Regions from separate parts of the Mus musculus genome. Here regions 2, 3, 4, 5, 6 and 7 are each linked to region 1. A link is a loop called in an ENCODE intact Hi-C map of the cell type or tissue named here. Cell type or tissue: left cerebral cortex. All regions are shown on one strand. Region 1 overlaps Col6a6 (collagen, type VI, alpha 6). Region 2 overlaps Col6a4 (collagen, type VI, alpha 4). Region 3 holds the start of Gm40564 (a long non-coding RNA gene). Region 4 has its middle 16 kb from the start of Col6a4. Region 5 overlaps Col6a4 (collagen, type VI, alpha 4). Region 6 overlaps Col6a5 (collagen, type VI, alpha 5). Region 7 has its middle 28 kb from the start of Col6a5.

What was found. Peaks named below come from ENCODE experiments on the same cell type or tissue, not always from the same donor. Only the 100,000 strongest peaks of a DNase experiment are listed, where the experiment ranks them.
Region 2: it touches region 1 in a loop (3-fold over the local background); 4 of 42 quality-filtered maps call a loop at or near these places.
Region 3: it touches region 1 in a loop (6-fold over the local background); 2 of 42 quality-filtered maps call a loop at or near these places.
Region 4: it touches region 1 in a loop (8-fold over the local background); 13 of 42 quality-filtered maps call a loop at or near these places.
Region 5: it touches region 1 in a loop (6-fold over the local background); 19 of 42 quality-filtered maps call a loop at or near these places.
Region 6: it touches region 1 in a loop (6-fold over the local background); 33 of 42 quality-filtered maps call a loop at or near these places.
Region 7: a loop joins it to region 1, with 6 times the contacts of the local background. A loop is called at or near these places in 19 of 42 quality-filtered maps.

What each region holds. Positions count from the first base shown.
Region 1 is chr9:105,691,954-105,695,953 of GRCm38, forward strand. It overlaps Col6a6 (collagen, type VI, alpha 6), which reads right to left. Exons shown (of 37, transcript NM_001102607.1): 36 at 3,760-3,853. Among named protein-coding and RNA genes, the nearest start is that of Pik3r4, 51 kb to the left of the region's middle. In left cerebral cortex, a CTCF peak has its summit at 2,008 (motif pointing right); DNase peaks (open chromatin) are centred at 702, 1,299 and 2,031; H3K27ac peaks cover 2,325 bases.
Region 2 is chr9:106,051,251-106,055,250 of GRCm38, forward strand. It overlaps Col6a4 (collagen, type VI, alpha 4), which reads right to left. Exons shown (of 38, transcript NM_026763.2): 14 at 383-454. Among named protein-coding and RNA genes, the nearest start is that of Col6a4, 43 kb to the right of the region's middle. In left cerebral cortex, no CTCF peak of the experiment used is centred here; a DNase peak (open chromatin) is centred at 2,366; H3K27ac peaks cover 321 bases.
Region 3 is chr9:105,493,105-105,497,104 of GRCm38, forward strand. All of the region lies in intron 1 of Atp2c1 (ATPase, Ca++-sequestering), which reads right to left. It overlaps Gm40564 (a long non-coding RNA gene), which reads left to right and starts at 2,888. Exons shown (of 2, transcript XR_871130.1): 1 at 2,888-2,971; 2 at 3,540-4,000. In left cerebral cortex, CTCF peaks have their summits at 1,571, 2,089 and 2,886 (motif pointing right); DNase peaks (open chromatin) are centred at 1,130, 2,070 and 2,873; H3K4me3 peaks cover 3,285 bases; H3K27ac peaks cover 1,975 bases.
Region 4 is chr9:106,110,932-106,114,931 of GRCm38, forward strand. No RefSeq gene overlaps it. Among named protein-coding and RNA genes, the nearest start is that of Col6a4, 16 kb to the left of the region's middle. In left cerebral cortex, a CTCF peak has its summit at 2,052 (motif pointing left); a DNase peak (open chromatin) is centred at 2,048.
Region 5 is chr9:106,036,673-106,040,672 of GRCm38, forward strand. Col6a4 (collagen, type VI, alpha 4) reads right to left here. Exons shown (of 38, transcript NM_026763.2): 19 at 3,900-3,965. Among named protein-coding and RNA genes, the nearest start is that of Col6a4, 58 kb to the right of the region's middle. In left cerebral cortex, a CTCF peak has its summit at 2,425 (motif pointing left); DNase peaks (open chromatin) are centred at 1,944, 2,423, 2,788 and 3,391; H3K27ac peaks cover 1,411 bases.
Region 6 is chr9:105,855,845-105,859,844 of GRCm38, forward strand. Col6a5 (collagen, type VI, alpha 5) reads right to left here. Exons shown (of 41, transcript NM_001167923.1): 41 at 226-1,493. The coding sequence ends at 1,474. Among named protein-coding and RNA genes, the nearest start is that of Col6a6, 30 kb to the left of the region's middle. In left cerebral cortex, a CTCF peak has its summit at 2,159; DNase peaks (open chromatin) are centred at 792, 1,235, 1,437 and 2,163.
Region 7 is chr9:105,986,280-105,990,279 of GRCm38, forward strand. No RefSeq gene overlaps it. Among named protein-coding and RNA genes, the nearest start is that of Col6a5, 28 kb to the left of the region's middle. In left cerebral cortex, a CTCF peak has its summit at 1,914; DNase peaks (open chromatin) are centred at 1,938, 2,143 and 3,457; H3K27ac peaks cover 226 bases.

The sequences.
Region 1 (4,000 bases):
TAGCTGGCTGGTAACAAGTGGCCAGTGAGCTCCTGGTGTCCTTGCACCTGCCTCTTACTGTGGGGTCTTGGGATCCAAATTCAGGCCCTCAGTGCTTACATGGCCAGTGCTTTATTTAAGTGCTGGGCCCATGCCTTAGCTTTCATGGTTATTCTTTCTACTGTTACAGATGGGCGTTTGTATTTGATAAAGCAGTTAATAAGCATCTTAGTAAGGATCATTGACTACCTAGGTTTTGTTCTGATTTGTCTTCTACTGTGTCTTGTTTGGGAGAATACTTTGCTGGTCGGTAACTCCAACAACAGGCATCAACAACAGGAATTCGGATTAAATAATTCAGATTTTCCAACTGGAGCCTAGCTCTAGTGAACCTTATAGAAAGCAAGATGTGGCATGTTCTAGATAAAGCAGGAGTGGACAGGTACTGACTGTAGCTTTCCATTCCTTGTGGTCACAGATTCCTCCATCTGTGTAGATAATCGGGAGGCAGCCATGCTCTGCTTACTGAGTAGAGGCAGTGGGATGAGTGGCACAGATGAGCTTGCTTCTATTCCTAAGTGTGTGTGTGTGTGTGTGTGTGTGTGTGTGCGCGCGCGCGCGCGTGCGTGCATACCCATATACATATCGTGCATCCAGAAAATGTACTTTAGAAAGCAAATGTGTTGTTCATGTGGCAGGGATGCTTGCCCATTTTTACCGCCCACCAATTTAGGCTCTGCCTGTCTCTGCTTTGGAGTCTGGCACAGCACGTAGGCAGCTTTGTGTCTTCAGTAAAAGTAGAGCTGAGTGCTTACACAAAGCCTTGCTATGGGCTCGCCCTCTGGCCATCTGTCTTGATTGCCTGTGGCAAGAGTCCACACCCTTTCTGTTACAGACCAGCTCCGGCATGTTTCCTCAAATCCACAGGTAATCCGGAGGCACGGCATTCTCGGGGTGGCATCTCATCTGTCTGGCCAGCCCCTGCGCCTAGCAGGCAGACTCCTCAATCCCATGTTCCTCTCTGCCTCGCTCTACTTGAAAGGCCCAGGAGGGAGCTTCAGAAGCAGCCCCGACTCCTCTCATCATCATCTTGAGTTACTTAGGGGCGGCCTGGGAGTCCCGGGCGATTACACCACCAGGGAGTTCATGGACAGTGGTATACATTCCACATCTCAATTCCTTGGTGCCCCAGCCACTTGGCCACTTCAGATTCACAGGAGAAGCTGAGCCTCCTCTGTATCAAGGGCACCGTAGAGAAGGAGAGATTCCCTGTTTAAACGCCCTGAGGATTCTGTCTTCCCACTTGATCCTGTCTTCAAACAAAGCAGTTTCTAAAATTGCCTCTCGAGTGTGTCGGTTAGTGCCGACACCTGCCTTTGCAGTCGGAGCTGGCTGCAAATTTGTCAAGCCCGGTAGGATGAACACTTAAGCCTCTGCCTCAGAAGGCAGAGAAGAAAAGCATTTTCTTCTATGGCTGTTCCTCCCTCCCTCGCCATGACAGTTTTTCATTTTTCTTTGATGTTGGGCTCTGGCATGGAGACACACAGTATCTTCTGGTGACCCCATCCTATGGCTTGGCCTGCCAGCTTCTAGACAGATTCCCAGATGCTGGGCCCCTTTTGTCAGTTAGCTAGCTGCTGGGCACAGTGCCTCAGAATATCACCACCTTCCTGCTAGGATGGCTGGGTGGAGACAAGCAAAGACAAAGGCAAGGATGCCACTATTTCCCAATACAGCATGCCAGGCCACAAGCCCCCGTGAAGGGAATGGGAAAGGGAGGGAGGCCAGGGGAGCCGGAAGATGCTCAGTCACTGGAATGTAGAAACTGGGGATTTCAAGTGAACAGAGGCTCTGAGCCCCCAGTGAGGAATTTCTTTTTCCATCACTTAGAAAACCCAAAATTCAAAACTAACAGCAGTTACAGTGAGCTAAGCCTAGGTGCACAGCCCTCCAGAGTTCCTTGAAGCTGCCACACCTGCCTCAGCCCAAGTGTCAGTCCAGTCAACTCTAAACAGTGCCAGGCACCCGCAGCAGGGGGCGCCCTACTCCTCTTGGACTAGCTTCATGGCCGCTTTTCACTGGACTTCAGGAAACATTTGCTGCTGGACAGTTCCCCGGCTCGCTTCATGGCTGGAGGGAAGCCAGAGCCTCCAGGCAGGAGCTTCTCAGGGGTCCTTAGCATCCAGGCTGGGAATGCCTGCCCAGTCCAGATGATCACACAGAGGGCACACACTCCAAGGGAGACACACCAAGCCTCCCTAATGCTAATGGGGGTCTGTCTAAGCATGAGCCAGGTGATGGTGCTTGGTCATGGCCTACAGCTGGGTGTTAGTTCAGTCGCTTACCAAAGAAGTGCTCCTAGCTACCTGATGGCTCCGTGGGCCAAGAGCTTGCCACACAACTTAAGGACTGGAATGGGATCCCCAGAACCCATTAAACCGGGTTCTGCAGCCCTGTAAGTCCAGCATGGCACGAGGTAAGATGCTATCCCTGAAGCGAGCCTGCCAACCAGACTTGCTAGACCATCATGCTGCCTCAGGGGGGGGGGGGGGACTGTGCCCCGTACAGGAGGAGAAAGACGACACCTGACTCAGGCTTCTTCATGTGCATCCAAGTGTACACGTTCATGCACATCACACACAGAACGGGGAAGTCATTGATACCGTGGTCGCAACCATCTTACATGCTATCCTTAAAATTCTTTAGCAAACGTCTCTTAAAGAACATTCTCTTCTACACACCAGGAAGCCCATCCAATCAAGTATTGACCATACTCAAATCTCCCCAGATGTTTCCAAGTCATGGTTATATTAGCCTTGTCTTTCTGTTCTAGGATCCAATTAAGGTTCAGAGAATTCGGATTAGCTTCCCTGTCTTCAGTTCTCTCACCCCAAACAAAGCTCATCTTTATCCCTTCATCCATGATGCAAGACCTACAGTCTAACAGTTCCACACCCTGGGGTTGCCGAGCGATGATGGCCTCATTAACCTCTAGTCAAGCATTTCTGGCAAGAACTTCACACAGGTGATGACTGTGTGTCCCACTCTGTCACCTCAGACGATACAGACTGCACATAACACCCACACCTCGGAAGCCATGCAGCACCAGCTGTACACACCCAATAACTTGAGGTTGGCTCCTGGATCCCACAGTGCACGCTAGAGACCCGACTCCCCAAAGCTGGACTCTGACCTCACAGGAGCTTATGCTGCTGTGCGTACCATACATACAGCGATACATTAGATAAATCACTCCGTGCTTCTTTCTGGACTTGCTGTCCGAGACTAGGCTCGGGGACTCAGGACATCTCACCCTCTAGACATGACACTGGTAGGGGGCCTTGTTTTGTTTTAACCGTGGTTTTGCTTCCCTGGAGGATCTCCATTGTCTTGGGCTGGGCTTGGTCTTTCCTCACCCGATCCCGAGTGTGTCTTGGGCACCAAGAAACCCCAGTTCCTTTGAGTACACGATGCTGTTTAAAAAGCAAGATCTGCCCACTGGGCATACTTGCTGCTACTGGAGTGTCCCATTGGGTGCTTTGTTTCAACAATTGGACTTTTCATTTAAAAGAGGAAAAAAACCTCTATTTGGTTATTGCCAGATCTACTTGGTCATTTAAAAACCATCTCTAGTTCCCTCAATTCATATTTTAATATGCTGTAACAGATTTCTGACTGCTAAAGTGGGTGAGGGGAGAGAGAGAAAGAGGAAGAATTGAGGAATCAGGAGGGTTTCACATCTACCTAAAACGTCACACCCAGCACATGGAATGAACATACCTTCGAAACTGGCGTGGGGGCGGCTTCAGATCCCTAGAGCCGAGTCTGTTGCACTTGGCTTTGAGGTTGACCGGTGGATACTTGTTTATCCCATCTAGAAAGAGAAAAGGCTCCGATAAAGCTCTCCGTTGGTCTGTCTGTTCTGTACAGTACCACAGCAGTTGCCAATGTCCATCCAAAGATGGTCACAGGGCATGAGAAATGTCCCAGAGAAGTCCCCAAACCAAGTTTGGGAAAGAAG
Region 2 (4,000 bases), 360 kb after region 1:
ATTAATTCCTCTTAGGACCGGCCCATCTCTTTCCTGGGGTGATTTAGAGTAGAACCCCCAGCTCCCTCATGTTCGAGTGCCTAAGGCTCAGGTTCATGTTCAACACTGACCACCAGAGCTCCTCCTCCACACGAACTTGCTCCACCCACAGGCAGAATCTGATAGTTGTCTTTTTAGGTCCCTTTCCCCTGTCTTACACCATTACTTCACTCTCGGGGTCTTCGGGTATCACCTCCCCGCAAACTATAGGTCTTACTTCCTGGCCACCTTCAGTCTTAGCAGCTAAAGTTCCATAGCTGTGGTGAGAAATTATGATGTTTCTCCAACACAAGGGATGAGAACAGGAAAGGCAAAGAATCTCAAAGTTCAAGGTCACACTTACCTTAGGTCCTCTCACACCTGGACATCCTTCCTCACCTCGAAGTCCAGGAAGACCTCGGGGGCCTCTTTGTCCCTGTGAAGAAAGACACGGGAAGATACTCTGTCTCCATGCCCACGGTGGTGGTTGGAATATGTTTGGCTCTTCGGAAGGGGCACTATTAGGAGGTGTGGCCTTGTTGCAAAGGGTGTGGGCCTTGAGGGCTCCTAGTGCTCAGGTTCTACCCAGTGCAGAAGAGAGCGACTTCTTGGCTGCCTTCCAATCAAGACTGTAGAACTCTCAGCTCCTTCTCCAGCACCATGTCTGCCTGCTGATTCTATGCCTCCTACCATGATGATAACAGACTGAACTTCTGAACTGTAAACCAGCCCCAATTAAATGTTTTATGTGTAAGGATTGCCTGGGTCACGGTGTCTCTTCACAGCAATGAAAGCCTAACCAAGACACCCACAAAGCAATTCAAACCAGCAGTGATGCCCATCAAAGGGACTGGAACATAGATGGTCCCTACAGTTTTACACCTTCAAACACCTGGCCAGATGTTGACCTACAAGGTCCTCAGATTACAAATTCATCAACTGGCCAAGCTGGAGTCCCAAATAAGAAGCAAAAGGATATGCTTAACCCTGCAAAACTTCAGACTTCAAACTTCAGATTTGTCTTAATATTCCCTTCAGACAGCTCAAACTGTGATCTCACAGAGAATTAATTGTTGTTAACACTTTGTTACCAGTGACATCCTTCCTGTCCCTAAGGTCCCTGTTTGTCACCTCACCTTGGCAACTGATTACTTTGATACTACCTTGTTGTCCCCTTATCTTTATAGGGTTTGGGGAAATCTACTTTGCATGTACCTGACTTATGTTGGTTGATTGGTTGGTTGGTTGGTTGGTTGGTTGGTTGGTTGGTTGGTTGGTTGGTTGGTTGGTTGGTTGGTTTGATATTTGTGAGTGAGTGGCAGGGTCTTGCTATGTAGCCCAGGCTAGCACTAAACTGCTCCCACCATACTGAGGTTATAAATACATACCACCAGGACAGGTAAATGTTTTCTAATTTTTTGAAGTTTATTATTATTGGCGTATGTGAAGAGTGTGTGTGCGTGTATGTGTGTACATATGCATGTCTGTGCACAGGTGTAAGGGACTACAGTAAATATGTGTAAGTCACAGTACACCTTGCAGGGGTTGGTTCTCTTTCCACTGTTGATTCTGGGGATCAAACTCAGGTTGTGGGGCTTACACAGCGAGCGCATTCACCCACCAAGGCATCTCACTAGCCAAATTCCTTTTTTAATATAATAGAATTGCCTGCTAGGTTTTGAGTTTTGTGTCAATCCAGTATCTCAGCAGAGATGCCAGTCACATGAGAGAAGGTGCCACTCCTGAGGTGGGTCCTCCAATCTCAATCTCTAGGGTCCCAGAAGGCCTCAGCAGCCCAGCTGAGACCCCAAACATGGAGGAACACCTGGCCTTTGAGCCCTTTTAGGTTCTCTCACCCACAAGGTCAATGAACATAACAAAATAGTTTTTTCTTTAATCTTGTGCATGGTGTCTCTGTGTTTGTGTGTTTTGTGTATGGGAAGCACATCGGTCCCCTGGTATGGAAGGAAGAAGACAACTTTGCCTTCCTGTCTTCTGCCTTGTTTAACATGGAGTTTCTTGATCTTCACTGCATATGAGCCCTGGGACCATGGGTGTGCACACTACAATATCTAGCTTTGTAGGAGTTCTGGGACCCAGACTCAGGTCACCATGCATAGAAAGCACTTTACCCACTGGGTCATGCCCTCAGCCTCAGAACATTCCTTGGAGGGCACGTTTGAGAGAGGTATGATATCTAGAAGAATAAACTATCTATTCCTAGGCATGTTCAACTTGAACATACAAATTTATGTTCACACCTCTGACAGCATTCTACCCACAAAGATATCTCTGGCACTGAGAAGGGAAACTGGACCATTTTTAGAAAAACAATCTTCAGAGCTGTTCAGAGGACAACCCACAGTGAAGTCATCTTCTCTTGTAAGAAATTACATGAAACACAAAAGAGGGTTGGAGAGATGACTCAGTGGGCAAAAGTACCGGATGAGCAAGCCTGGTCTGAGTGCCCAGCACCCGGGTAAAAAGCCCGATGCTGTGATAGAAATCGGTGATCCAGTATTCATGTGGCAAGACAAGAGGCAGAGACAGAATTGTCAAGAGTTGTCCAAACTAGTGGGCCTAAGTCTGCAATACATAAACAAAAGAAATCCTGCCTCAACAGTATGGAAGAAGAACCCAGTCCTGAAAGTCACCTCCAAGCAACACACACACACACACACACACACACACACACACACACTTTAAAGGAAATAATACTGGCTAGCACTGTTCTGTCAAATACAATAGTCCACAGCCAAGCTCTCAAAAGGTGTCTACTCCAAAGAGAAAGGTGCTATACATGAAAACAGCAGATGTGGAAGACAATGTATTTCAAAGTAAAATACCTTGTTGATTTATATGTTATATATTATGAACTGTGTTGAAGTCATGTAGGTATATTAAGTGAAAGAAATATATTATTAAAACAGGCTCCATCCATTTCATCTCCTTTAAAGAGGTAACACATTCACAAAGGAACTCACACAATATGTACTCACTGATAAGTGGATATTAGCCCCAAACCTAGGATACCCAAGATATAAGATACAATTTGCTAAACACATGAAACTCAAGAAGAATGAAGACTGAAGTGTGGACACTATGCCCCTCCTTAGAATTGGGAACAACACACCTATGGAAGGAGTTACAGAGACAAAGTTTGGAGCTGAGGTGAAAGGATGGACCATGTAGAGACTGCCATATCCAGGGATCCACCCCATAATCAGCATCCAAACGCTGACACCATTGCATACACTAGCAAGATTTTATTGAAAGGACCCAGATGTAGCTGTCTCTTGTGAGACTATGCCGGGGCCTAGCAAACACAGAAGTGGATGCTCACAGTCAGCTAATGGATGGATCACAGGGCTCCCAATGGAGGAGCTAGAGAAAGTAGCCAAGGAGCTAAAGGGATCTGCAACCCTATAGGTGGAACAACATTATGAACTAACCAGTACCCCGGAGCTCTTGACTCTAGCTGCATATGTATCAAAAGATGGCCTAGTCAGCCATCACTGGAAAGAGAGGCCCATTGGACACGCAAACTGTATATGCCCCAGTACAGGGGAACACCAGGGCCAAAAAGGGGGAGTGGGTGGGTAGGGGAGTGGGGGTGGGTGGATATGGGGGACTTTTGGGATAGCATTGGAAATGTAAATGAGCTAAATACCTAATAAAAAATGGAAAAAAATAAAAATAAAAAAATAAAGTGCTACAATAATAAAACTTAAAATTATAAATTCCCCTTATATTTCTAACTCTGTCATAGAAGTCTATAAAGATATCTTGGCTATTATGATGTTAGAAAAATTGAGAACAAAACTATCCCTTAGCCAGTGGAGGCCTGAGCTCTCCTAGTGGTCTGAAATCCAAGAGCCCTAAATGAGGGACTTTACACATATCTAATGTGGGCCCAGCTCACTTACCCATCCCATGCATATAAAAAATAACATTTAAAGGACATTTTAAACATCATCAAAAA
Region 3 (4,000 bases), 200 kb before region 1:
AAAACAAATCTGACTTTCTTAAATCTATAAAAGACAAGAGGAAAAGGGCATGGAGAAACAACTTTCCACACATCAGAAAAAACACAACCACTTTCCTCAACATCCAATTAGCATATAACTCCTCTGCAGCTACACACCTGAACATGTCAGAAAATGCAGTCCACCAATTATCCCTCTAGAATGAACCTGGGCAAGTTAACCCTGCCTCTCATCGTATCCCCTACATATGCCATGGTTCTCCAATAGCACAACAGATTACGACATCCACAAGAAACACCTATTTTAAAATTTAAAGTCCTACTTAGCCAATCAAGCTTCCATTCTCAACAGAGGAAAAAGCATGCAGCTTAACTGCAGCTCCTGTGTATGCGATAAAGATTTTAAAAGCAAACAGTTCAAGGGGGGGGGGAGGCAGGGGAGAAATGATTTGTCAAGTACCTTTTCTAGCATCTTGCAGTCCAGTCAAAAAAGGAGGGGGGGAAAAAAGAAAGAATATTACACATAAGCCAGAAGTCAGCATAAACAATAAACATGGTTAGTTCAAGAGGGAAGAAATATCATTTATTCAGTTATTCAATACTTTTTAAAATCCAAGTGCTATAAATGAGAAGCAGTATTTGAATGAGGCCAAAGTGGTCCAGTAACGTGACAGACAAATGCATCCAAACACAATGTGTAATGGGGACAAACAGGTTCCACTGTCAACCTCCCAAAGATGTTTTGAAATAGGGCGGGACTTTAAGACAGGAAACTCTCAGAAAATTTCATTAAACTCCAGTGTTAGGGTTTTTTGTTTTTGGCTTTTTTTGTGTTTTGTTTTTTTTTTTTCCTTAATCTGAGTTCAAAAATGCTTTTTGCCAAAGCTAGAATTTATTTTAAAAATCTTTTTAATTCCGTCACACACTCTAACAAAGCTTGCTATGCAAATATACAGAGATTCGACCCACTGCTTTCTCTTCCCCTTTCCACTTCACATCCACAGATTCCTTTCAAAGAGCTATAAGGATGTGCACAGATGCTATCTCAAATGAAAACTTCCGTTCCATTCCCTATGCTCAAGAAAATAACAATTTCCCAGGAAAGCAGACTCAAGCTGTCACCCGCAGAACCCGGCAATGCCCACATTACCAAAATAAAAGCTACATGCCCTTAGGGAACCAAATCCTCAGACATTTCACATGCAAAGGGCAGAAAAAAAAAACAATTACATAAAATGAGGAAAATAAAAAGGTGGGAAAAGACAGACAACTTAAAAAGCAAACCACACCCTCAACTCTTGTATTACAAACCCATCTGCCAGGGGCCTTTACCTTCATTTTCCATCGAAACTGCACTCTGGTTGATGGCTACAAAGTCTTTAGTGTCAGCCACGGCCACACTGGGAATAGAGAGGAGAGGAGGACAAGGAAGAGAAGACCCCGGAATCCCAGGCTGTCACCCCCGCTCCCGGCCACGCGTCCCACGGCTGCTCCCACCACCCCTAGCAGCAGCATCTGCAAGAGAAACCAGGAGAAGCGGAGCTGAGGAGAGGGGAGAGGAGCAGGGCGACCCTCGCCCAGCCGCCACCACCCTAGCCCACCCCCTGCGCCGCCCGCAGCGCCTGCGACACACACGCCAGCCGGGCGGCGCCCGAGAGGCGCCCTACGGGCAAGAGACGTTCCCCCCCTCCCTGGACGCCCCCTTCCCTCTGGACCTGGAAGTTTCTGGAAATAGGGGCAGGAGTAGACACCCGAGTCCTCCCCGACACCCCAGACGTCCTCCCCTTCCCTCCAGGCTGCGAGGACTCACTCGCGGGGCTGCGGGGGCGCCCCACGCGCCTCGGGCGACCCGGAGCTGCTGGCAGCACAGCGGCGCCACACGTCCCGAGGAGAAGGAGCAGGACGGCGGCAGGGAGGGGAGAGGAGGAGCGGCGAAGGGCCCGTCAAGCTCGGCCCGCCGGCTCCGCGCGTCTCCGCGCACGGCCGAGCAGCTCTGCTCCCGCCTCCGCCTCCTGCGCTCCGCTCCGCCCCTCCCCGCCGCCCGGCGCTCCCTGCACTGCCCAGCCCGCCGCCCACCGAGCTTTGTCGCTACCACTTCCGCCCGGAGAGGCGCGCGCGCAGGCGCACTCCAGCTCTCGGCGCGGGTGAGCGGAAGTGCAGTGAGGCCGAGCCTGCGAGCCCTAATGGACGTGGTCCTGGGGATGCAGAGGGTTTGTAGGAGAGCGCGCGGGGCCCACGGCTCCTCCAGGGCTCTCGGGATAGCGACTGCCCGCTTTCTACACACCCGGCGGCGCAAGGGGCGGAAGGACACCCATCCCCGTATCCAGCCACACATTCTGTCGAGGCGGCCGCGGGTACGAGGCAGAGACAGGCACAGCCATTGCCGGGTCACAGAGTCGCCTGGGCGCTCTCTGCACAGCTCTGGAAGTCTCTCCGGTCTCACGGCCGTCACAATCTCCCCGGACGACACAGAGAGAAGCTGATGTTCCTGTCAGCGGCCTCCCACGCGTCGTACCCTCACTTGTAAACACGAGCTCTGGCTGCTTCTCTGGTCTTGGGAGGACTGGTCATCATGGGACCAGTTTCCAAAATTCTTTCCTGCTCAGGGGTGTGCTCCGAAGCCCCATGTGTCATGAAAGGGCAAGGTTCAGAGTGACAGCTCGAGGAAGGAACCCTGACCTTTTTTCATTGCGTGAATGCAACCAGAATAGCTGGGATAGAATCTAGAAATCAAGTCGCCCTGCCATCGAAGCCGAAAAACCCATATTACCTTGGCCGCTGCTATCATTTTCCAAGTCAGCCTTTCACTTAGCACCTCACACAAACCCCTAGACTTCTAATGAATAGTTGCTACTCTTTAAAGCACAGGAAGCCATTGAACCACTCTCCCACCTATATCCACTAGAGGGCAGAACTACACCTATGGCCAGTTACGGAGCATCCTCTGAAGACCCCCTCCCTCCCCTTCTGCTCCAAAGAAAAAGCCTCTACAGGTATTTTTTCCTCCGTGACCAAATAACCGTAACAAAATTGCTCTTTTATATTGGGTCCTATAACATGCTTTCAAACACACGTTCTACATAATGGACCGAGTTGCCTGCCTTCCTGTGTTGGGTGCCTGTTAAGCTTGTTTAGGATCAAAATTTCTGGACAGCTTCTGGGTTGACATACACACGTCTTCTATTTTGAAAAATGAGCTTTTGCCAGGCATAGTAGTTCATGCCACTCATGGGAAACAGAAGCAGAGGATGGCCGCAATTTCCAGGCCAGGCTAGTGTAGAAATCTATAATTCATCTCCACTTTGGTATGTATAATGATGTTTTATATGCCCCGTGGCATAAGCTTGTGGCTTCTATAATAAAATTGCTGTCTCGTGCTCAGTTTTAAAATTAGTTTGTAGTAGTTATTACTTAACAGAATATTAATGTTACAACAAGCACAATTTAAAACACAAAGTTTACAAGGTAGATCACATTATATAAGCACTTAGAATTCATATGTAGACTTCTGGAAAACGTAATTTTATTGTTGTGCTGGGGTTTCTTTTATCACCTTAACAGGGCTAGTGTCATCTGGTAAAATGGAAGGCTCAACTGAGAAAATGTCTCCATCACATAGACCTACCTACAGTCAAGTCTGTGGAGAATTTTCTCAAGTGATTGATGCGGGAGTGCCGGGATCACTGTGGACAGGGCTATCCATGGACAGGTGGTCCTGGGTTAGGTAAGATGGCAAACTGAGGGACCCGTGAGAAGCAAGCCAGGAAGCAGTGCTCCTCCATGGGCTCCGCTTCAGTTTCTGCCTCCAGGTTCCCACTTTGGATTGCTTCAGCGATGGAAAGTATAAGCCTTTCCTTCCCTAGCTGCTTCTGATGTCTTGGGACAGCAAAAGAAAAGAAAACTAGGACATCTGTATTGTTAGTTATTGGACCAATTAGCTGAAACGATGCGCGTGTTGCTTAAGATGGTTTTTCTATTCTGTACCAGATCTGATCACGGCCCCACACTAGCCGAGATCAGCA
Region 4 (4,000 bases), 420 kb after region 1:
TTATCTTGACTGGCTTACCATTCATTGTCTCAGACCTAAAACCACTCAGCATACAACTTAACATCCTTTGGTTTACAAAAGATAAAACTTCTTAGCATCATAAGTAAATTGGTATCCATGCTACCCTATTGGTTCTGGGGGACTACTGGAGGTACAGATTTCTCTTCTGTTTTGTCTTCTGTGTTTTTGTTTGCGTGCTTGCTTTTTAAGTTTTATTTTTATGGAGCTAAGAGAGCACTAACTGCTCTTCAAGAGGACCTGGGCTCAGTTCCCAGCACCCACAAGGTAGCTCACAACCACCTATAACTTCAGTCCCAGGGTGTCTGATGCCCTCTTCTGGGCTTTGCAAGCACCAGCCATATACACATACATGCACATACATACATGCAGGCAAGCACTTACACAAGTAGGTTTTAAATAAATAAATCTGTTTTTAAAAGCCAAATTGAAATTTACTTTCATTATTTTTTAATTATCTGTCAGAGTGTGTGCATATGAGCGCAAATCCCTTGAAGGCCAGAGCATGGGATCCCCTGGAGCCAGAGTACACATGGTTATGAGCTGGCCGAGGTGGGTGCTGGCCACAGAAACTCCATCTTTGGCCAGCCCCTGAACTATATTTTTAACTTTGTTCTTTAGCAAGAAGTTGAGTCCCTAACATCTACTTGTCTACATTCAGCCATCTTAATGACCAGCTTACTTAACAAATGTTCTGTGCAGTTGACTCTCTCTTAACCTCCTACATTGCACAGAACACTATTCCATAGACAAATAGGGTTGTGAATGTCTATAATCTCAGCACTCAAGAGTCAGAAGCAAGAAGATCATGAGTTCAATTCGGGTGTGGTGGCACACGCTTTTAATCTCAGCACTCGGGAGGCAGAGGCAGGTGGATTTCTGAGTTCAAGGCGAGCCTGGTCTACAAAGTGAGTTCCAGGACAGCCAGGGCTATACAGAGAAACCCTGTCTCAAGAAGAAGAAGAAGAAGGAAGAAGAAGAAGAAGAAGGAAGAAGAAGAAGAAGAAGAAGGAAGAAGAAGAGGAAGAAGAAGAGGAAGAAGAAGAGGAAGAAGAAGAGGAAGAAGAAGAGGAAGAAGAAGAGGAAGAAGAAGAGGAAGAAGAAGAGGAAGAAGAAGAGGACGAAGAAGAGGAAGAAGAAGAGGAAGAAGAAGAGGAAGAAGAAGAGGAAGAAGAAGAGGAAGAAGAAGAGGAAGAAGAAGAGGAAGAAGAAGAGGAAGAAGAAGAGGAAGAAGGAAGAAGAAGAGGAAGAAGAAGAGGAAGAAGAGGAAGAAGAAGAGGAAGAAGAAGAGGAAGAAGAAGAAGAAGAAGAAGAAGAAGAAGAAGAAGAAGAAGAAGAAGAAGAAGAAGAAGAAGAGGAAGAAGAGGAAGAAGAAGAGGAAGAAGAAGAGGAAGAAGAAGAAGAAGAAGAAGAAGAAGAAGAAGAAGAAGAAGAAGAAGAAGAAGAAGAAGAAGAAGAAGATGATAATGAGTTCAAAGCCACATGGGGATACATGGCAAGTTTCAGGACAGCCTGTACTATGTGAAGCCTGTCTCCAAAAAAAAAACAAAAAAAAACAAAACCTTACACTCCAGGATATTAATAAAACGTTAAAATTCAGGTAACCCTGCCAGTCAAAACTAATCATAAGATCCTTTCAAAAGGAAGTCTTCCTTGCTCTTTAAAAGCTGTTTGCTTCTTCCTTTTACTGGTAGATGAGATGGTACTGACCAGATGAACAGGTCAGCTGGCCATTGGACTCAGCAGCTGCACTATCTCTATGATCTAACCAGCACAGGCCACTGGCAGAGTTTTCTAAGCAGGCCTTTTCAGAGTCCAAAAGATAAAGGCTAAATTTCGAGCAAATTCCAGCTTCTCGCCAGGGCTTCTGAGCACAAAAGATATCTGCCTCTCGGTAAAGCTCATTCAAAAGCTGGAATGGAAGAGCTAGCCTCCCCAGGAGCAAGAGGAAAGCTCTCTTTATCTGATTTGAGCTTGGACCTGAATTCAGACAGCTGGATGCAGTTGCAAGGATGTGGACACACTGCCATCTGCTGGCCACATTGTGCAGAGCAGAAGACGTGTCCTCCCGCAATAGCTATGTCTCCCCCAACATCCCCTTTCCTCCTTTTCCAAATTGGAAGAATACGGGTGTCTCACTTAGAGCAGAGCCTTATACGCAAGAAGCTGGGGATGGGTGTTCTATCTGGGAGATGATTCTGGGACTATGAGGAGGACAAGATGGGTTTCAGCTGCCATGCATTCCACCCCACAGTACAGCAAGCCCAGAGCAACAGACGGGATGCCTCAGAGAACGAACAGCAAGGAGAGGCTGAGACATGTATCTGTGCATCTTGCTCCCTCTGAAAGCCCAGGGGAAGTGGTGTTATGCACCAGTTATGTCTGCTTCTATTCTCTATGAGCTGCCTACAGCCCTGTCTGGTGCCAATTTTCCAGACTCCTTCCCATTTTACCGAAGTTTGGAATATGTGAGTGTGTCATCTACCAATCTTGCACCACCAGGCAGAAGGGGGACTAAGCTTTGACTTTCAGCTAGTCACCCAGTCTCTCTATGGTTCCCCAATTTTTAAATGAAATGGCCCTAGGACCTAACTCAGCACAGTGCACAAGGATTAACCAAGCATATGCTTTTAAAGTGTTTAAAAGTTCATCCTAGCTTGAAAAGCACTGCATAAACATCAGCATTCATTCAACAAATATTCCCTGAGCATCTACGTCCCAAGGATGCAACAACAATGAAATGTGCGCCCCACCCCCACCCCCATGCTCTCTGCCAGAGTCTCACTAGCCTACGTGACTCAGAGTCACCTGGAGAACTGTCAGGGGTGTTTGTTTCATCTTTGATTCTTGGTTTTAATCCAGAGCCTCACACGTGCTAGGCAGGTGTTCTATCACTGAGCCCTGTGACCTTCTTAGAGCACAGATGAGAGGGCCCCACTTCCAGGATCTCTGAGACCTTGGAGTCTGCACTGCCATCCTGGCTCCAGGTGCCACTAAGGCTGCTGGCCCAGGAGGTCACATTTTAGGAATCGTTAGCCAAACGGCACATGACAGCACAAGCCTGTAGTCTCATACTCCAGAGGCAGAGACAAAATTACCTAAGGTCAGGGCTAGCTTTGCCCATAAACTAGTAAGTTACAGGACAGCAAAGGTTACATAGTGCAGACCTGTGTCCAAAACCAACAACAAAACTATATGTATGCACAATGGAATATCTTCCAGCCTTAAAAGGGAGGACATTGAGGCCTGAGAGGTGGCTCAGCAGTTAGGAGCTTTTGCTAAAATTCCTTCCCTGAGAGAGACAAATGTCTACCCCTCCTCCTAAGGCCAAATCCCACCAAAGCTCACCCAGAAGTACCAATGACTTTATCAATCATACTTACATAGCGGAAGGTGTGGGATAATGGCCGTGCATGTGGATAACCTTAAAACGGCGCACCAGAAGGTCTGCATCCAGCAGGGATGCCAGTGTCCCCTCACTGTTCTCCACTCTAGCCCTTCCCCCAAGACCAAATGCAATTAAGGGGAAATTGCATACACCTGCGTGGGATATTCAGCTGAGGGTCCCTTGACTCTCCCAACAACCCCCTTCTAAGCGGGATGGTAAATAATCAACAGGTCCGGCTGTGACAATCGCAACAGGCCCAGCACAATTCCTGAAAATGATGACAGTTCAGATCAAAGGATAGTCCTGCCCAACCAGAGTGATTGCTGTTCTTGCAAAGGCCCCGGGTTCAACTCCCAGCACCTACTGAAGCCTCACAACCCTGGGTAACTACAGTTCCAGGAGACTCCTTATCTCTGCAGCTTCCACACATGTGGTACACATGTACACACTCAGTCACACACACTTGTGTGTGTTAAATAAATGAGTACATTTTACAAATTGTTTTTAAGAAGAAAACAGCTGGTAAGCTGACTTGGTTGGCAAAGGTGATTGCCACCAAGCCATGATGAGTTCAATCCGTAGGACTCAAGTTGT
Region 5 (4,000 bases), 340 kb after region 1:
GGGGTGGGGTGTTCAGCAAAAGAGTAGGTCAGGAATCTCAATGTCATATAAAAAAACAAGCAATCTCAATGTCATATATAAAAAAAAAACAAGCAATGGGGTGACTGCTGTAACTAAAGAAAACTAAAAAGGCAAGATGCTCTGATGACAGCAACAACAGAGACAGGCCTAAAGAACAATTCAGGAGTGGCAGAGTGACCATTCTAATACTGCACTTCAGGTCAGTCTTGAGCCACTGAACACATCTTATTGGCAAGCCGGTATGCAGAATTCAGGGTCAGCGCTATAACAGCACCGATGGCCTTCTCGCCAGCAGTCAGCACAGGGCCTGCTGGCACCGTGAAAGCTGACCACCAATGTGCTTCCCCTAGAACGAGCACGTTGACATTTAATCCCCAACGTGCAGGGATCAGGCACACAGCCTGTGGGACATGATCAGGGCCATAAGGATGGAATCGGTGCATGTGCCCCAGCCCTCTCTCCCCCTGTGAGGTGACAGCCAGGAAGACAAAGCAGGAAGCCAAGACTGGGCCCTCGTCACACACCAAGTCTTCCGGTGCCTTGGTCTCTGACTTCCAAGACTCCAGAGCTGTGAAAAATAAATGTTGTATAATACAACCTGTCAGCTGTGTTCTGTTACAGTAGTCCAAAGACAGGTTCCCTAAGACATGGGGAAGTAGGAACCTGAACACGGGCTGGATGTTAGGAAATAATATTATTTATATGTGGCACAAGCAACAGAAATGGAATCATCGGGTTATGTGTCTGTGTGTATATATATATATACACATATGTATATATATAGTACAGACACATACATGTATATGTATGTAACAAATAAAGACACTTAAGAGTGGGAGGGCTTTGAGGGGGTAGGGATGGGGGAAGTGATATAATTCTATTTCAACTTTTAAAACTTTAAAAAAGAAAGCAATATTGTATAAACACTATGTTTCTTCAGCGTGACGTCTCCACCATGTCCATATAGAGTGATTTCCTTTTTTTCTATGCCTGTTGGATATGCATGGTTATGTGTTTTAATGCCCTTGATTAATCTTCAAGTGGCTCAGGAAAACACATGCTCAAACACACAGACACATGCCCATACACACGCCCATACACACGCCCATACACACGCCCATACACATGTGCACACTCACTCACACAGATGGACCGAAAGCAGATATGGTGATGGTTACAATTCATTCCTATAACTATATTTTTTTCCCTGTAGATCTAGAATTTTGCAAAATAAGAAGCACTGTGAATCTTTCATGAGCCATGTCAGTAACTCAGAAGGCAAGGGAAAGCAATGCATATGTTCTGTGTTATAGAAAGGGAGTTTTTTTCCATACAAATTCAGTCTCAGGTGGAATACACTCATGCAAACCTGAGCTTTCCACTTACCACTGCGACAGGGATGTTTTCCATATAAAGAAACAGTGTTCCGACTGATGGCCTAGCTCACGGGTGGAGTACTTGCCTGACATCAAAAGCTCCCAGTTTTAATTCCCAGCAGAAAGAAAAGGGTGGGGATGGGAAAAGGAGGGGGGTGGAAAATATGTAGAAAACCAAGCATGGTGGCTCATGCCTGTAATTCCAGAACTTAGAAGACCGGTGCAGGAAGATAGGCAATGAGTTGAGGCTAGCCTGGGCTACATAGTAAGACTATCAAACCACCAACAGAAATAGTTCTCCTTGTTATGTTTCACTGCCCAACACGACTACACCATGTGAAAGCAAGCGTGTATAAGAGTCATCTTTGATTATTAAATGCTGACTATTTCATCTCTGACCTTTTCTGAGACAGGGTCTCATGTATACAGCCTGAGTGACCTAGAACTCACTATGGGGCCAAGGGTGAGTTTCAGCTTCCAGTCCTCCAGCCTTTTACCTCCCAAGTGCTGGCCTTACAGATGTGTACCACCATGCCCAGCTTATACATGGTGGGGTTTGTACATTGCTAGACAAGTACTCTACCAACTGAGCCGCAGTCCCAGTCTAATTTTTAGTTATTTTTAAAATCACTACAATAATAATAATTGGAGCTAAGTCTTTCTATTGTCCCCTGATCAGCTTTAAGGAAGATATCAACTCACAGGCATTGGAATTTCTCTCTGTCTCTCTTATCTCTCTCTCTCTCTCTCTCTCTCTCTCTCACTCTCTCTCTCTCTCTCTCTCTCTCTCTCTCTGTGTGTGTGTGTGTGTGTGTGTGTGTGTGTGTGTGTGTGTGTGTCTGAGATTGCTTTTCCACTCCTGACCTGCACAATTGGTTCTCCACTCCTTCCCACACTAGGTATGTAATACAATTTCTCTGCTTTGTTGGAAACACTATTTCGGAGGAATTTTCCAGACTTAACTGTGACACTGATCCCAGGGCCTCTCGGAAATAATAGCAAGGAAATACTGCCCCCTAGCGGTCTATCTTCTAATCGCTGGCAGAATCTAATCAAGCATGGCTTATGTAAAGGAGTAATTTACTATCATCTAAGTCTATTCAAAGGATATTCACTAACACCCTTCTTTGAGCCCAGCATAAGAAAAGAAACCACAAGAGACACAAAATTCAATCATACAGGGCACAATCTGAAACAGTTACAATTTCTGTTCCACACACAAGAATGGAGTCAAGGCTAACAGGCTAAAGTCAAGGATGGAGGCCTTTGGAAGCTGTGGCCCTGAGGCTCTCACTACAGTTGTGGTGCTGTGATGGCCACCACACTGAACAGTGTGTTCAGAAGCCTGGATTCCTTTCTAGCAGCAAGCCATGAGCATTCTATGGCTCTGCTGTCTTCATGACATTTCTTACCATGACAACCAATGACTCACAGAAACCAGATGGTTCATCTACCCATCTTCCAAATGAGGATCCTGAGGCCTAGGAGCTGCTAAGGGTGGATTCCGCTATGTGTGCTTAGCTCAGTCCCAGGGAGCAGCCATTCACATGGCTCTCTGACCTTAACCTACTGAGGGGAAACAACCCAATGCTATTTGTATAATACAACCATAACTAATGACTGGGTGAAACCGCTTTCCCACACAGTGACATAGAAATGACCTTGTCCCAAGCTGAATTCCACTCAGGACCTGGATATACATAACATGGATTCTAGCTAGCCACAATCTAAGCCCTGTGGTTTTATCAAAGGATCCAAAATAGGAATTCAAAGTCAAGGTTCCCCTCCAGTTGCAGATATTTGCTATCCAGATCGCATGCCCAGAAATTGGGAACCATGAGATATGAGGACTGGGACACTCATTATCTTAGGCATGTTTCAGAATCGTGCATTTTAATGTCTGAGACATGAAAATCTAAAACTGGCTTCGGAGACATTAGCATCCGTCAAGCTGACAAGTCTCTTTGCTCTCTCTAATGTCTTCCACTGTGGTGGCTCCAGTCTTCAGAACTAGACAGACATCTCATCTTTACAACTGTCTACCACCCAATTTGCACCAGTCAGCTCCGGCTATGATGGAAAGCGAGCCAGCTGCATAATGACTTTGAGATCAGCACAGCATGCCAGGAAACTCACAGCAGAGAAGAGTCGAGACCTCCCTGAGTTGAGGCTTTCATTTTAGGCAAGAACCTAAAGACTGAATAGGCTTAAGGTCACTTTAAAACCATTACTAGCATGCAGTAACAAGGGGGTGGGAACTTGTGTAGGAAAAAGAAATGGTAAAGACAAGAACTCAAGGATTAGGCAGTAAGGGGAGGTTGGCATTCAGGGCTCCTGAGTCCATGGAAGATGGGAACCCTGTGGCTTTGCCCCACCTCCTATGGGGATTCGGCCAATGGGGATTCAGCCAGTGGGGATTCAGCCAATGGGGATTCAGCAAAGTATCCATGTGTTCTGAAAGAGCCTGTCTGGCATCCCTACATGAACCTCCAACCATCTTACCTGATGTCCACGCCTTCCCTTTTCTCCCTTGGGGCCTTGGATGAGATTATCAATTCCAGGATCCCCCTGAGAAAACAAAAGGTGGCCTTCCTCAAATGGAC
Region 6 (4,000 bases), 160 kb after region 1:
GTGGCCTTCATGCTTCCATTAAGACACACTGACAAAAGTTCTTAGAGAAAAACAAAACTATTAAATAGGCTTTGTTTTAGAAATTTCCAAAGCAATAACTGGCTACTTAAAATTAACCGACTGTGTTATTTTTCAATTATATAAAAGACAACGGTCACAGTAAGGAAAACTATGTGGAACACATATGAAATTGTCCGTGTGTTATCCCACCAGCATAGTCATTTTCACATGCTCATTGGTTTGGCAACTACTTGTTGCCTTAACCAAATCAAGTGATTTTATTAGAATATAATAATTGTACAAAATAATGGGTTTCATTATGCCATTTCCAGACAGCATGTAAAACACTCTGATAACATTCACCTCCTCTGAGTCTCCTTTTATTCCCCTCTCCCCTCCAAATCTGCTTTACTTTCTCATCCTCTTAATCCCCCAGTCCTGGAATTCCACGTATGGGAGAAGACATATGAAGCCGGCTTATGTCAATCAACACGAACGCCTACGGTTCTGTCCATCTTCCCACAAGTCACATGACTTTACTCTTCTTTATGCCTAAACAGTACTCCACTGCCTGCATACTCCATGTTAAACTGACCGAGTGTATAACAAATTCACTACTGCTTTGTCTTGTCCTGTATGTGTGTTTCCTAAGTAGGTTTAATGTGCTTTCCTGGGCTGAGTGAGACTACAGTTAATAAGAATGCACAGAATAAGTTTCTGGGTCAGACTTGGGGTTGTTGTTATTGTCTTGTTCTTTTTCTGTTTTAGAGTCTGTTTTGATACACTGTTTGAGAATAGCTCTGTTTCCAGGTTCACATGTTGGCATGATTTCTTTGGCAGCAAAACTCAAGTCCACACAATGCAAAGCACACTAAAATAGAAAACAAGTGTTCCCAGCACGAGCGGGTAGCTCACAAGGCAGCTTCTCCTCCCCTTTCTTTGTTATGAATTTGTTACTCTATAAATGTCCTGGTAAAGAAAACCCACTGACTATAGGTAACGGGTGCTAAATGTAATCTCAGGGTCCTATGGGAACCAGCGACACAGAGTTTAGGGTTGTATAAATGGGAAGAAAAAAAAAAGACAATTGGGACATTCCAATTACAAACTGTTTTTACTCAAGGGTCTAATTTGAGATGTAGATGTGATGGCGATCATGACAAACATCTTCTTTTGGCAGGCACTCACCAAAGTGATCAAAGCGAGTGAACCAAGCTGTCACGGGGAAGGCTGTTGCCTCTTCTTGCTCAGTGGTCCCATTCCTCCTGAGAGATGAAACCCGGTCCTAGTTTTGAAGGTCTGTTCCTTGATGTCTCTATCCTGAAGAGTCTCTCCCTCAGGTTTGGGACTGAGAAGCAAATTTAGTTCTAGTTCCTGCCCCGACCCTTCTAATAAATGATTGGCATTTTCTGGCTGGAACTACTGCCGCAGGGGAGTCCCATCTGCCAGCGAGCACTCTTCTCTCCTGAAAGCTCATCTTGCATCTTCGCCATCTGTAAAGCATGAAAGACACCCTGCTCTTAGCGTCATGATATTGGATAACAGTATTTCCTCCTGAGCCTACTCCTGTAGGTGCCAGGTATGAAACAAACACAAGAAACAACGATAATCCTTGCTATCTTCAACAGTCAAACTAAAAGTCCAACCTAGAGTCATCTAGGTCCATGGAGAAAAAAACGTGACCACTGGTAAAACTGTATAATGCAAAGGACTGCAGACACAAGTCTCTCTGATCTACCCATGATTTGAAATTCCCTGCTTAGTGGCTTTAGCAGATAGAATTATTATATAATCATTTGAAGGGGGGTAATGACTGTTTGCAACGTCTGGCTCTGCTCAGAATTCCTGTGGCCTCTTCATGGAATTCATTTACAGGACAACACTCCTCCCCTATCCCCATCCACCTGCTCCTGACCTCCGCCATGTAAGTTTTTGGTTGCTAATACCAGCACCTACTATCTATCCCTCAGAGGGTGCTGTTGCGCAATTGAGTGGCTCAATGAGCCCTTGCGATGAATGGCCTTGCCCTATAGCAGCTCTGGGTCCATCCATCAGCGATCTGGGAGGGAGGAAGACCCAACCTCCAGCCTCTGTTCAGGATAGTTCTGCCTCCTAACTTAGAAAAGCCTAACTCCGGGCCAGACCCAGGCTTTGGCTGCCCTCTATGGGACATTACTGGGATAGCACTTCATTTGGTGTCTTCTTCCCTAGGATGCTTCCTCCATCGAGTGATGGACTCTCCTGTGACTACTCCACGAATGGATCTCATGAACATAGGTTGTCAACTCAGGGAGCACCTCAGGGGAAGTTAGCTAAGTACCTGTCTCCATGGGAGAGGTCATGTCCTTTTGCCCTGCATCTTGGAAAGTTTCTAAAATTCTAATCCTAAATTTTTTTAACAATTTAAAAGGCACTAAAAGTATGTAACTGCAACATCCTGTAAAAGCTGACATTTAAAAATAAAGCTTCCGTGGGGGCCAGAGAGATGACTCAGAAGGGAAAAGCCAAGCCCTCTTGACTTGAGGTCAATCCCTGGAATCCATGTGTGAAAGCCCCGTGTGGAAGCATGCGTTTAGAATCCCAGCATTCCTACGGTGAAGTGGGAAGCAGAGACAGGAGAATATCCCAGAAGCTTGCAGGCAAAGCCAACCTGGAGTATGTACCACTACTCCTCCTCTTCCTCCTCCTCCTCCTCCTCTTTCTCTTCTTCCTCCTCTTCCTGCTCTTCCTCTTCATCCTCCTCTTCATCCTCTTTCTCATCTTCTTCCTCCTCTCCCTCATCCTCCTCTTCCTCCTCCTCCTCTTCCTCCTCCTCCTTCCCCTCCTCCTTCCCCCTCCTCCTCCAAACAAGGCAAAGAGAGAGAAAAACCTGGGTCCTCTGACCTCTACCTCCCCACCCCACATAATACACTCATATGCATACACCTCATACACACTCAGACATACAACAATAACAAAGTTTAACATGTTTTTCAATGACACTTCCATATTTCTTTTATCAGACAGGGTATCATGTAGCCCAGACTGGCCATGAACTCCTGATCATCCTGCCTTGACCTCCAGAGGGCTTAAACTACAAACAGACTCTACCATTGATGGCCATGTTTCTCTTTTAGCTTATCCAACAAAATCTAAATTCCATAGTGGTTGATATCAGCTGTCCATTGTATAAAATATGTTTACGTCAGATAACTTATAGTGTTCATTTCTCTCCTTAAACTTCTACCTCCATCCCTCTTCTAGTATAGGATTTCATTCCAACTGTAAACGATTCAAATGCTTTAAACTTTAAATTATTTGCCCAATCATACCTTCCTGTTGGAGATCTCTCTCTCTCTCTCTCTCTCTCTCTCTCTCTCTCTCTGTGTGTGTGTGTGTTTTAATTTCCTATGTCATAAGTCTAGGTATCAAATTTTTATCAAGATGGGATATTACTAGAATTTACCACAAATGCCTATATGTGTAAACTTTGCTCATTTTAGCAGGGAAAAGTAAACATTGTATTGGAAATGTATTAATTATATGGATAATTTGTGTAGTATTTCTAACTCTGGTCTGACCATTTCCACCCAGTCTCCAAAGCATCTTAGGAAGATTTTATATCTGGGCCACAGCACCTTAATCAGATGCAGGATGGCTAAGAGACCTGCCACACTCATGGGGGGCCTGGGGAAGGAGCAGGGCATTTGTAAGAGATGGAAGAAGGCCTCCGAGATTCCTCACACATAAAACATGTTCTTTAGGACTAGCTCCTTAGACGACCACATTCTGGCAAGTCTCTATGTGTCCACTAGAGACGATGTATGTACCCCAGAAGGGAAAATACCCACTTTAACCAAGCTCCTCATTAGCAGTGGTGGAAGACCACAGCAGCTGGGAGAGCTTTAGGGATTGTACGCTAGGTTAACAATCAGGGACTCCTCCTGCCCAGTCTGGTGAGCTGTCCACACAAGCATCCATCAGCTCTGTCACTCATCACAGCTGCAGAAAGCTAGCACTC
Region 7 (4,000 bases), 290 kb after region 1:
TTTGTTTGTTTGTTTGTTTGTTTGTTTTTTGAGACAGGGTTTCTCTGTATAGCCTTGGCTGTCCTGGAACTCACTCTGTAGACCAGGCTGGCCTCGAACTCAGAAATCCACCTGCCTCTGTCTCTCAAGTGCTAGGATTAAAGGCATGTGCCACCACTGCCCGGCTAACTCATTTTGTTTTATGGGACAAGATATTACTATGTTGCCAGTCACAGACCTTGAACTTACTGATCTTTCTGCTTCAGCCTAACCTGTGATATGCATGTGTACACGCATGCATACATGACTGTGTATGTGCAGGTGTGTATGTATAGTCCTCAAGATCAAAGTTAAAAGCTCTCTTTCCCTGAACTACATTCCTATCCTTTCCTGCTTGCACCATTTTGCTTTTTTTTGGGGGGGTGGGGGGGTGGGGGTTGTTTGTGACAGGGTCTCATGTAGTAGCCTAAGCTGGCCTCACTCACTGTATTTCAGAAGATGACCTGGGATTATAGTTGTACACCACCACACCTAGATCTCATATAGATTTCTGCACTTCCAAGCACAGCTGGGAACCGAATTCTGAGCCCAGCAACCCTAAACCTTCTAGTTTCATAGACTCAATGAAATGCATTGAGTGTCTAAAAACACTGAGCAATCGATTCACCTAATGACTAAGATGCTTAAGCTTTGCAGAGTGAACCAAACAGATGCCAAGATAGCTCAGAAGGCATTTCATCCTGGTTTTGGACCAACCGACTCATTACATAGGGCTGGATGTCACTTGACCTTTCTACAACTTAAGTTCATCGTAAGAATTAATATCCCCAAAGCAGCATAAGGTGATAATTAACTAGACAACAAATCTAAAAGAGAATTTCAAAATGCATGAAGCTTTTCCTCAGGGGCGAGGGGCTATACAGAACCTTGGTGTTTGAAATAAATGCAAAATAAAAATAATAAATGTAGAGGGGCTGGAGAAATGGCTGGGCAGTTTAGAGCACTCGCTGCTCTTACAGAGGACCTGAGTTATATTCCAAGCACCCATGCTGTGATTCACAACCGCCAGTAACTCTAGATCCAGGGGACCTGACACCCTCTTCTGACGTCAGCAGGCACAAGACATGTGTGTGTTGCATGCACATACACACAGACAAAACACTCGTGCATATAGATAAATCTAAAAACAAACAAAGAATGCAGAATCTATAAAATGTTCTTTCTAGGGCAAGAGACATAGAAAGGAAGCCAGTGCTAGGGTTTTCTGCCCTGAGCCCCCAGCAGCTCAGGTGGCAGGTCCTTCTTGAAGGTGTATCTAGAAGGTACACTATGCCCTCAGCAGGGCATGCCTAGACCATAGGCATGGTTTCCCAGATGCCCACATCCAGTGGCTGTGGAGGCGGGGAATACTGACTCAGCCATCAGAGTCCATCCTGGGCAACACCAAGAAGCCCTTTTTGCCCCAGATCTCTTTGTGGGTAGAGAGAGCCACTATTGTGGTGGAGATTGGCCTTCATGGCAGTTCAACCTCTGTCCATATTGTTCCAGTTTCCCTCCAGGCCGGAACTACATGGGCAAGGTATAAAAGCCACGCCCATCATCCTCCATGCTTCATGACACTAAGAATCCTCTCATGGGTGATAGTAGGAACAAGCGGAATAGGGCAACAAGAACCCTAGCCTGTCCATGCAAGGGATTCAAAGCCGATTTTATCTTGTGTTTTGGTCAAACCAGTTTCCCTCCTAAGATGGTTTCCTTCACCTGGAAATAAAGACATTCACTAGCATCTGCGAGGTGGTGGTGGGAGTGAGGAACCAGACAAGATAATGCAGAAGAAGGCCCGTGTGTTCAAACCGGGTATACTGAGCAGGATAACTGTCCTCTGCAGGTTTGGAGGCAGCAGAAGAGCTAAGTGGAAGTGCTGTACTGCCACCTAGGAAACACAAGGAGAATAGCAACTAGATCTCAATGGTCCCAAGGAAGGGAACCAACACTGCTTGAGAGTACGGGCCTTCATGTCTTCAGTTTCTGGACTCAAGAAGGGCAGAGGAGGAGTCAGAAGTATAAATGTACCATGACCCAAATACCACCCTCTGGACAGAGAGACATACCCCTCTCTGCTCGGGCAGCTGGGACTGTGTCTAAAAGCGAGGCATCGACACCTGCACAGTCAGCAGCTCTGCTAATGAGCTAGAACAGCTGCTGCTTCATTTCCTTCGTTAAAAGCACGGGATCCCAAAGCAGAAACACACAGTATGCTACGGCAGAAAGCAGAAAGATAGGCCTCCGGGCGTTGGGTAAACCTAGGTCATGCACAAATGGCTGGGGGAAAAGATTATAGGTCTACCATCAGGTCTTTTGTGCTGGGCAGATTTGTTGCAGGGAACATAGTCTTCCCTTTGTGATAAGACAAAAGTAATCTCGCTGTAAAAATCGAGTATAATTTTGCTTCTTTGACCACTCTGTGCAGAGCTGGATCCCCAGGCTGGGGAGATGGTTTAGGAGTTAAGAGCACTGGCTGCTCTTCCAGAAGACTTCAATTCCCAGCACCCACAGGACACTTCCCAACCATCTGTAACTTCAGTCACAGGGAACCTGATGCCCTCTTCTGGCCACTGCAGGCTCCAGCCACTTAGTGGTGCACAGACATACGAGCAGGCAAAACACCCACCCACACATAGAAAATATAAGGGTTAACATAAGCAAAAATTAAGGGTTTTTAAACTGATTCCCACTTCCTCCTAAATGTCACCAGACTCTGGGGGAACAAAAATGAATCTAAAAACCCTAGTTTCTGGGACTGGAGAGATGACCTGGGCAATTGAAAGCACTTGTTGCTCTTGTCGAAGACCCAGGTTTGAAGCCTTGAACCCAGATGTCAGCTCACAACAGTCTGCAACTCCAGCTCCAGAGGATCTAACACACCCTCTTCTAACCTCCATGAGTAGCAGGCATGCCCACGGACACAAACATATATGCAGGCAGCACACATAAAATAGATCATATCTTTAAAGCAATTAAAATTTAAAACAAAGGTTTCTGTGTTGGGAACTTGCCAGAGGGCAAAGTCCACTGTGTCCTGGGGGGGGGGTCGCAGGGGTGGATGAGAGTCATGAGACCATCAGCTCTCTGTGGTCTGGTAGGCTTGTTCTCCAAATTCATGTGACAATGTTAATATCAGATCTGACTGCATTTGCATCTAGAGCCTTTTAATTAGATATGCAGAGGGGTGGGGCCCTAATATAGATGATGGATGCTTAGAAGATGCCAGAGGGTCTCTTTGCCGCCCCATTCCGTCCCTCCCTCCCTGAGCATGTGGAAGGAAAGGCCATTCGAGGACACAAGAAAGTGCCCATCTGCCAGCTAGAAGAAACCCCTCACCAAGAAAAGCGAGCAGGCTGGCGCACTGAGTTGGATTTCTAGGCAGAGCTTTGAGACGTAGACTTCTGTTCTGTAGGGTACCCAATCTGTGATGTTTCCTTAGGGAAACCCAAGATGAATAATACATGTCACAAAGAACCCAAGCCAGACTCCATCAGTTTCCCAGAGTTCCCTCCTTCTCAGTGCTTGGTAGAAGCTAGGGATGTGTTCAGAGGCCAGGGAAAAAGCTCTGTGTGTCTGTCTGTCTGTCTGTCTGTCCACCTATGTCTCTGTGTCTGTTGTATATCTGTATGTGTCTGACCATCTGTTGGGCTGTATGTGTGTCTGACTGTGTGTCTGTCTATCTATATAGATTATTCCAGCTTCTCCTCAGGTGTGTGGGTGTGTCTGTGGTGCATGTGTGTATCTCTGTCTATCAGCCTGTGTCTCTGTGTATGTGTCTGTGTATGTTAAATCACAACACATTTAATTTCTTTTAAAAAAAACTCAAATATTTGAGAATAAACATTGGAATCCTAAAGAATATGCAAGATCAAGCCAAACAGCATCCCAGCACGGAGAGGGAAGATAGGCACCCAATTACATCCCAGCTGGGGAGTTCTGCGAGCAGCAGAGTCGGTTTTCATTACAGTGCAGTCCC